Linked DNA regions of Homo sapiens: region 2 is linked to region 1. Evidence: chromatin loops called from intact Hi-C (ENCODE). Cell type or tissue: pancreas. All regions are shown on one strand. Each heading gives the region's core, and the rest is flanking DNA. Links, peaks and the distances in the headings are about the cores only.

What was found. Hi-C counts contacts between places; a loop is a spot of excess contacts. Peaks named below come from ENCODE experiments on the same cell type or tissue, not always from the same donor. Only the 100,000 strongest peaks of a DNase experiment are listed, where the experiment ranks them.
Region 2: a loop joins it to region 1, with 7 times the contacts of the local background. A loop is called at or near these places in 80 of 110 quality-filtered maps.

Annotation. Positions count from the first base shown.
Region 1 is chr1:180,861,632-180,864,559 of GRCh38, reverse strand. It overlaps XPR1 (xenotropic and polytropic retrovirus receptor 1), which reads right to left. Exons shown (of 15, transcript NM_004736.4): 12 at 686-852. All of the region lies in intron 1 of LOC124904464 (a long non-coding RNA gene), which reads left to right. Among named protein-coding and RNA genes, the nearest start is that of LINC02816, 43 kb to the left of the region's middle. In pancreas, for the core only: a CTCF peak has its summit at 1,198 (motif pointing right); no DNase peak of the experiment used is centred there; H3K27ac peaks cover 776 bases.
Region 2 is chr1:180,636,167-180,639,094 of GRCh38, reverse strand. The region is part of intron 1 of XPR1 (xenotropic and polytropic retrovirus receptor 1); the gene reads right to left. Among named protein-coding and RNA genes, the nearest start is that of XPR1, 5.6 kb to the right of the region's middle. In pancreas, for the core only: no CTCF peak of the experiment used is centred there; no DNase peak of the experiment used is centred there.

The sequences.
Region 1 (2,928 bases), core at 181-2,680:
CTTGATGCAATCAAGCAGAGTCAGCCACTCCTTCTCCTTTGTCTTTTCATGACACTTTTCATTTAGTCAAGTATTTATTCATTCATCCCAGAAACATTAAGTCTACTATAGACCAGTAATTATGCTTGGAAGTGAAGAATATGGACACCTAAGCACATTATTATAATACAGTGTGATAACTGCTATAATGGTAGTTTATATAGGGTAAAAAAAGATTAAGATGAATAGCTGACTATGCTAGGAAAAATAAAGAAAGGCTTCTTGGAGAAAGTAACACTTAAACTGACTTTTAAAGAGGAGGAACAGGTGTTTACAAAGCAGACGAGAGAGAGTGTTTCAGACTGAGGGCATTCCATGTTCAAAAACAAATCATAAACTACAGTAAGTTATTTATTCTTCCATTCCAGTCTTTATCGCATTGTATTGCAATTTGTTTACTTATCTGAACATAGTTTATGGCTTTCCTTGAGAATGAGAATTTTACTTTGTTTTGATTTCCTATAGTACCTAGCATATAGTAAACATCTAATATATTTTTGCTGACCGAATGAATTAGTATTTTTGTTAATTATTTTTCTAATTATATTAGAGTAATATAATTAGAGGTTGGGTCTGTACTGCAACAGGATTAGCTAGTGGTATACCTAAGTTTGTTCTTTTAAACAAACACACTCTTTATACATACTTTTTGGGGGTATACAATCTCTTCCCGGAGGAAAGTGTTCTCTCCAGCATTCTTATCGAAGAGACCCCAGTCCATCTTGAGATCCCAGATGAGGGTATAGCAGGAACTGATGATATAAAAGACAATCCACAGGTAAAAGAACACCATAGTGTCCGAGTGACCTCGTTCTGAAGAAAGAAGAGGGAAAGAGAAAAGAGAAAATTACTACATTTAAGTAAAATTTTTCATTAATAACACTAATTAAAACAGATTCTTAAAATAGCTCCATAAGAAAGCAAAGCTTTAAACAGATCGTAGGAAGATCACTGTCTAACAAAGGTTAAATAATAAATATGATTTCCCTGAGGTCCAAAGCAATCATCAAACATTTATTGAATACATAACACTTACACAAATGTATAAAAGTTTTGGAGGCTCTATGCTGAATACATAAAAATCTGTATAATTGCAATGAAGGCGTCGAATGTTACAAAAGATGCAATTTTAACTTTTGCCATCAGGTGGCAGCCTAGTGCAAAATATGAAAAAGATTCCTGAAACACTACTAACAAGGAATGTGCATTTGCTTCAAGAAATTCTTGGATTGTTTTTACTTTAGAACATTTCCTTCATACACTTAGATGTTGTCCATACTTATCATGATGGCAACCAGATAATCCTAAGTCTAGATAAAATGCCCGAAAACAACAGAGTGATAAGGATTTTACCCTTAAGGATATGTATGAAAGCAAATTTCTCTCAAGTCACAAAGCAAAGTATGATATTTTAGCTTTTCTTAGAGGGTGTTTATTGATACAAAGGCCTAATTTGCTGGGAACACTATAAAGTAACCTTTGGCTTTATGCTGAAAATACTTATTATAAGGCACACTAAATGAGAATAATGATTCACAAATATAGTTATACAATTTAATCATTTCTGCTTCATATACTATCTAATGAAATTCTTCTTTGGTAAGCTCTAGAGTCCATTGTGAAATGTCTCTAGGTGTGCTATAGGTATATAACTACTAATATGGTTCTGCATCACCAGGAAAAAAAGGCGTACAAATCTAATTCAAAAAAGTTTAAATTTTGGTCAGTTTCTCAAAGATATAGAAAGTGAAGGATATATCATGCATCGTTCATAATTTTTTTCTGTTAAAATAAGCAAGTGTTCATTAACCACTTTTAGGTTATATTAATGTGTTAATAAGTACAGTATGATTTAAAGGCACCCCTTAGAAGTTTATAATCTAGAGAGTGAAACATTCATTCATTATAAATTGATAAATTTGAGCTCAAAATGAAGTATAAACAAAGGGCTATGAGAGCACCAAGGCAAATGGGAATGTTTCCAACAGTAGGAAGTAAGAGAAAGCAGCATTTGAGTTAGTTCTAGAAGGATAAATAAATAGTATTGCAAAAGTCAGGCAGATAAGGTGAGGTCATTCGAGGCTGAAGGAAGATACTGAGAAGGCAGATAATGAGAAGGTGGGGGGAAGTACAGGTGTGTTTGAGAAGCTACAAGTTACCTACATCTAGTGTAGGTGACATATAGAAGATGTGAGAGAAATGGTATGATTTAAAATGAGGCTGAAAAAGACTCATCTGGGTCTGACTGTGGAACGCCTTCGTGGGCTTTAGGATCAGATCTGTATTTTAGAAAAACAACTGGTTGGCAAATTACTTGCAATCAATTAGTTAAAAAAAAAATAGTTGCCTTGGAGCTTCAGTGTTGTGTGAACATCAGTTCTCATCAGCTTATGAGAGGCCAATTGTTAAATTTTCAGAAACTCTGGAAGCTGGTTGTCAAACTCAGTCATTATTAAAAATTAACTTACATAACTTTATAAATAGCTATATTAAAACAAAGGTAACACATACTCAAAATTCATTACTTTTTAATTTTATTAATTTTTGCTTTTATTCTCGAGGTTGGATGTATTTATTGTACTTGCATGATGGAAATACTGTATAATGCTGTGCTACTGTACATCTTTTCCTCACTCCACATTCAGTGTTATCATCTTAGTAGCTTGAAATTGGCTATAGTGGAAGTATTTACACCGTGGAAATCAGCAAACACTAGGAATCAATGCTCCTTATCCCCACTCCCACCCAAGAGCTGGTTTCTTGAACATATACTAGCACATCACTGTTTAGCTGCTTCTCTTAGAAAGGCAGTGGTAGGGAAAGAAATTGGTATTTCTTTAAATGGTCCACATGTGATTCTCATGAATAGCCCAGCTCTGATATAATCAC
Region 2 (2,928 bases), core at 290-2,789, 230 kb after region 1:
GAACTCCTGATCTCAGGCGATCTGCCTGCCTTGGCCTCCCAAAGTACTGGGATTACAGGTGTGAGCCACCATGCCCAGCCTAATTTTTAAAACATTTTCTGATCAGTCCCTATACATACCACACTTGCTTGGTGATGGGAAGAAATAGGTGACTAAATATCAGTCTGAGTAAACAACTAAGACTTTAAAGGAATATAACTTAAGTTACAAAAGTAATCCAAATTTATACAGAAGTATAAAGTAGTACAAGATTTATTTGTATTACAAAAGTAATACAAATTTATACAAAAGTAATACAAATTTATATCCATGTTCCAAGTCCTCAATCTTCAGTCTTCCCTTTCTACACCACTTTTTAATTTTAAAAATACTATGTTGACTGAAATACAAAACCAAATACACACATACACACAAATTTGGGGTGTGTGTGTTTTGGTTTTTTTCTGTTATTTTTAAGGTACTGAAAGCTAGCATTTAATGACAAATCAGCCTATAGCAAAGGAAGACTTCTATAAATTTGTGGAATGAACGAATGATTTGTAAGGTATTTGTTCATGAGCTTTCTCTGCTGGCTTCTTTTAGCATTTACTAGATAAGGAAAGACCTGAAAAGGCAAATACACTGGGCAAGAACCCTGGTGAAGTCTGACACTCTCTCATTCCCAAAGGCCACCTCAATACCAGGCAACCCACAAACCAGCTGTGGTTAATCTGTACAAGTTGGGCAAAGTCTTCCAAACTTTTATTATGTCAAATCCCTATTTAAAAAAAGTTTTATTATGTATCTCCAATATATGCATATTTATTTATTAATTATACCCATCTGTATCTGTGTACAATGTAAAACAAAATTGTTTAAAATAGAAGTTTTAAAAAGATGACACAAGGATGAAATAATTTCTACCTTTCATTTATGAACAGTACAAAAATATTTTTGATCTAAGAAATTATCAATAACAATGCTTTGAGAGAACATAACTGAAAAGTTTCATTTTTTTAATCTTCATTAAAAAAACAAAAAAGTTTTTTAAATAAATAAAACCTTCATTTAACATTTTATGATACAGTGTTTCAAAGGTCCAGTTCAAAGTTCAGGATTCATTTGATTTTGAAACTTAATTAATGGCTATAAACTGAAAAAACAGACCTTACAAAGGCAGAATACTCATAATATATACACTTACAGTCAAGTTCATTGTGACTGACAGTAGATGTAAAACCTTACTTCAAAGAGTTAGCTTAGGCCAGGAGTGGTGGCTCATGCCTGTAATCCCAGCACTTTGGGAGGCTGAGGCAGGCGGATCACGTGAGAACAGTAGTTCGAGACCAGCCTGGCCAACATGGTGAAGCCCTGTCTCTACTAAAAATACAAAAATTAGCTGGATGTAGTTGCGCGCGCCTGTAATGCCAGCTACTTGGGAAGCTGAGGCACAAGAATGGCTTGAACCTGGGAGACGGAGGTTGTAGTGAGCTGAGATCAGGCCACTGCACTCCAGCCTGGGTGACAGAGCAAGACTCCGTCTCAGGAAAAAGAAAAAAGAATTAGCTTAATAATTTTTAAATTTTTGGCGAACTTCTTGTCAAGTCTACTAAAGTGTTATTGTTTTTATCTGTAATTTGGCTGCCAAAAAGCTAGTACTAGAAGGAGAAACCTCAGCTCTGTTGTCATTTTCTTGTTGTTCACTTGTGCTTGCATTATTGGTATTACTGTTATGGAATCTTTACAGGAGTCTTTTTAAGACATGTCTATTTCCTAGCGGTTGATTTGGCTAAAACTAGATAATAATTTATAGATTCATTTAATTATGCACCCATAACTGGATTAATGATTATCTGCCAAAGCGAACAAACAAGTGAAAAAGCCACTGGCAATCCTTCTGTTTTCTTCAGTATACCTGTGCATGACCTCCTTAGCAGGGGTACTGCATCAATCCATTTATTAAATACTAGTAAAATTGTATTTCTTCCTTTTCTTATGCATAAAAATAAGTAAAATTAACAGTTCTGTCTTCCCTTACTTTTCCTTTTTTTTTTTTTTTTTTTTTGAGATGAAGTCTTACTCTGTTGCCAGGCTGGAGTGCAGTGGCACAATCTCAGCTCACTGCAACCTCCGCCTCCCCGGTTCAATCGATTCTCCTGCCTCAGTCTCCCGCGTAGGTGGGACTACAGGCATGCACCACCACACTCAGCTAATTTTTGTATTTTTAGTAGAGATGGGGTTTCACCATGTTGGCCAGAATGGTCTCAATCTCTTGACCTCAAGTGATCCGCCTGCCTCGGCCTCCCAAAGTGCTGGGATTACAGGCGTGAGCCACCGTGTCCAGCCCCCTTACTTTTCTAATACTGTCTTCTCTTTACTCCATGGGAGTTTTGGGCACACTCCTTTGGGGCCTACAACTCAAATATACCTGAAATCCTTACCCAGCACAACTCAATCATTCTCTTAAATGCTTCCCAGATTAGGACTGAATTTGAAGCTAGGACTAAGTTTCCATGGTCACCCCAGGTCAAATAAGATTCTTAGGTTCTTATGATCTGGGCCTTCACCCAAAAGCTGATCCAAAACCAACCTTCAGGATAAACGGACAAGTATAATCTTTCCAGCATACTCACGCTGACACACTTAAAGATGATAAAGAATAGTTATAGCTTCCTGTCTTTACAACATTCATTCACTCACTTAAGAAACATTTGTAAATGCCAACCATCTCATTGACGCAATCATTTACAAGTGTTATCTTAAACACACTATACTATACTTTGATTTACAAAAGTGTCTGAAAGAAAAAGTGTGGTTTGTGCCCCATCGGGTGGCCAAACTGGATATTTCAAACAAGTTGCAGCAACTCAAGTTAAACCTACCTAATCAACATAATACCTTTGGGAAACTGAAGCCTGTAACACAAGTGTTCCCATGGGAGAGTTCTAT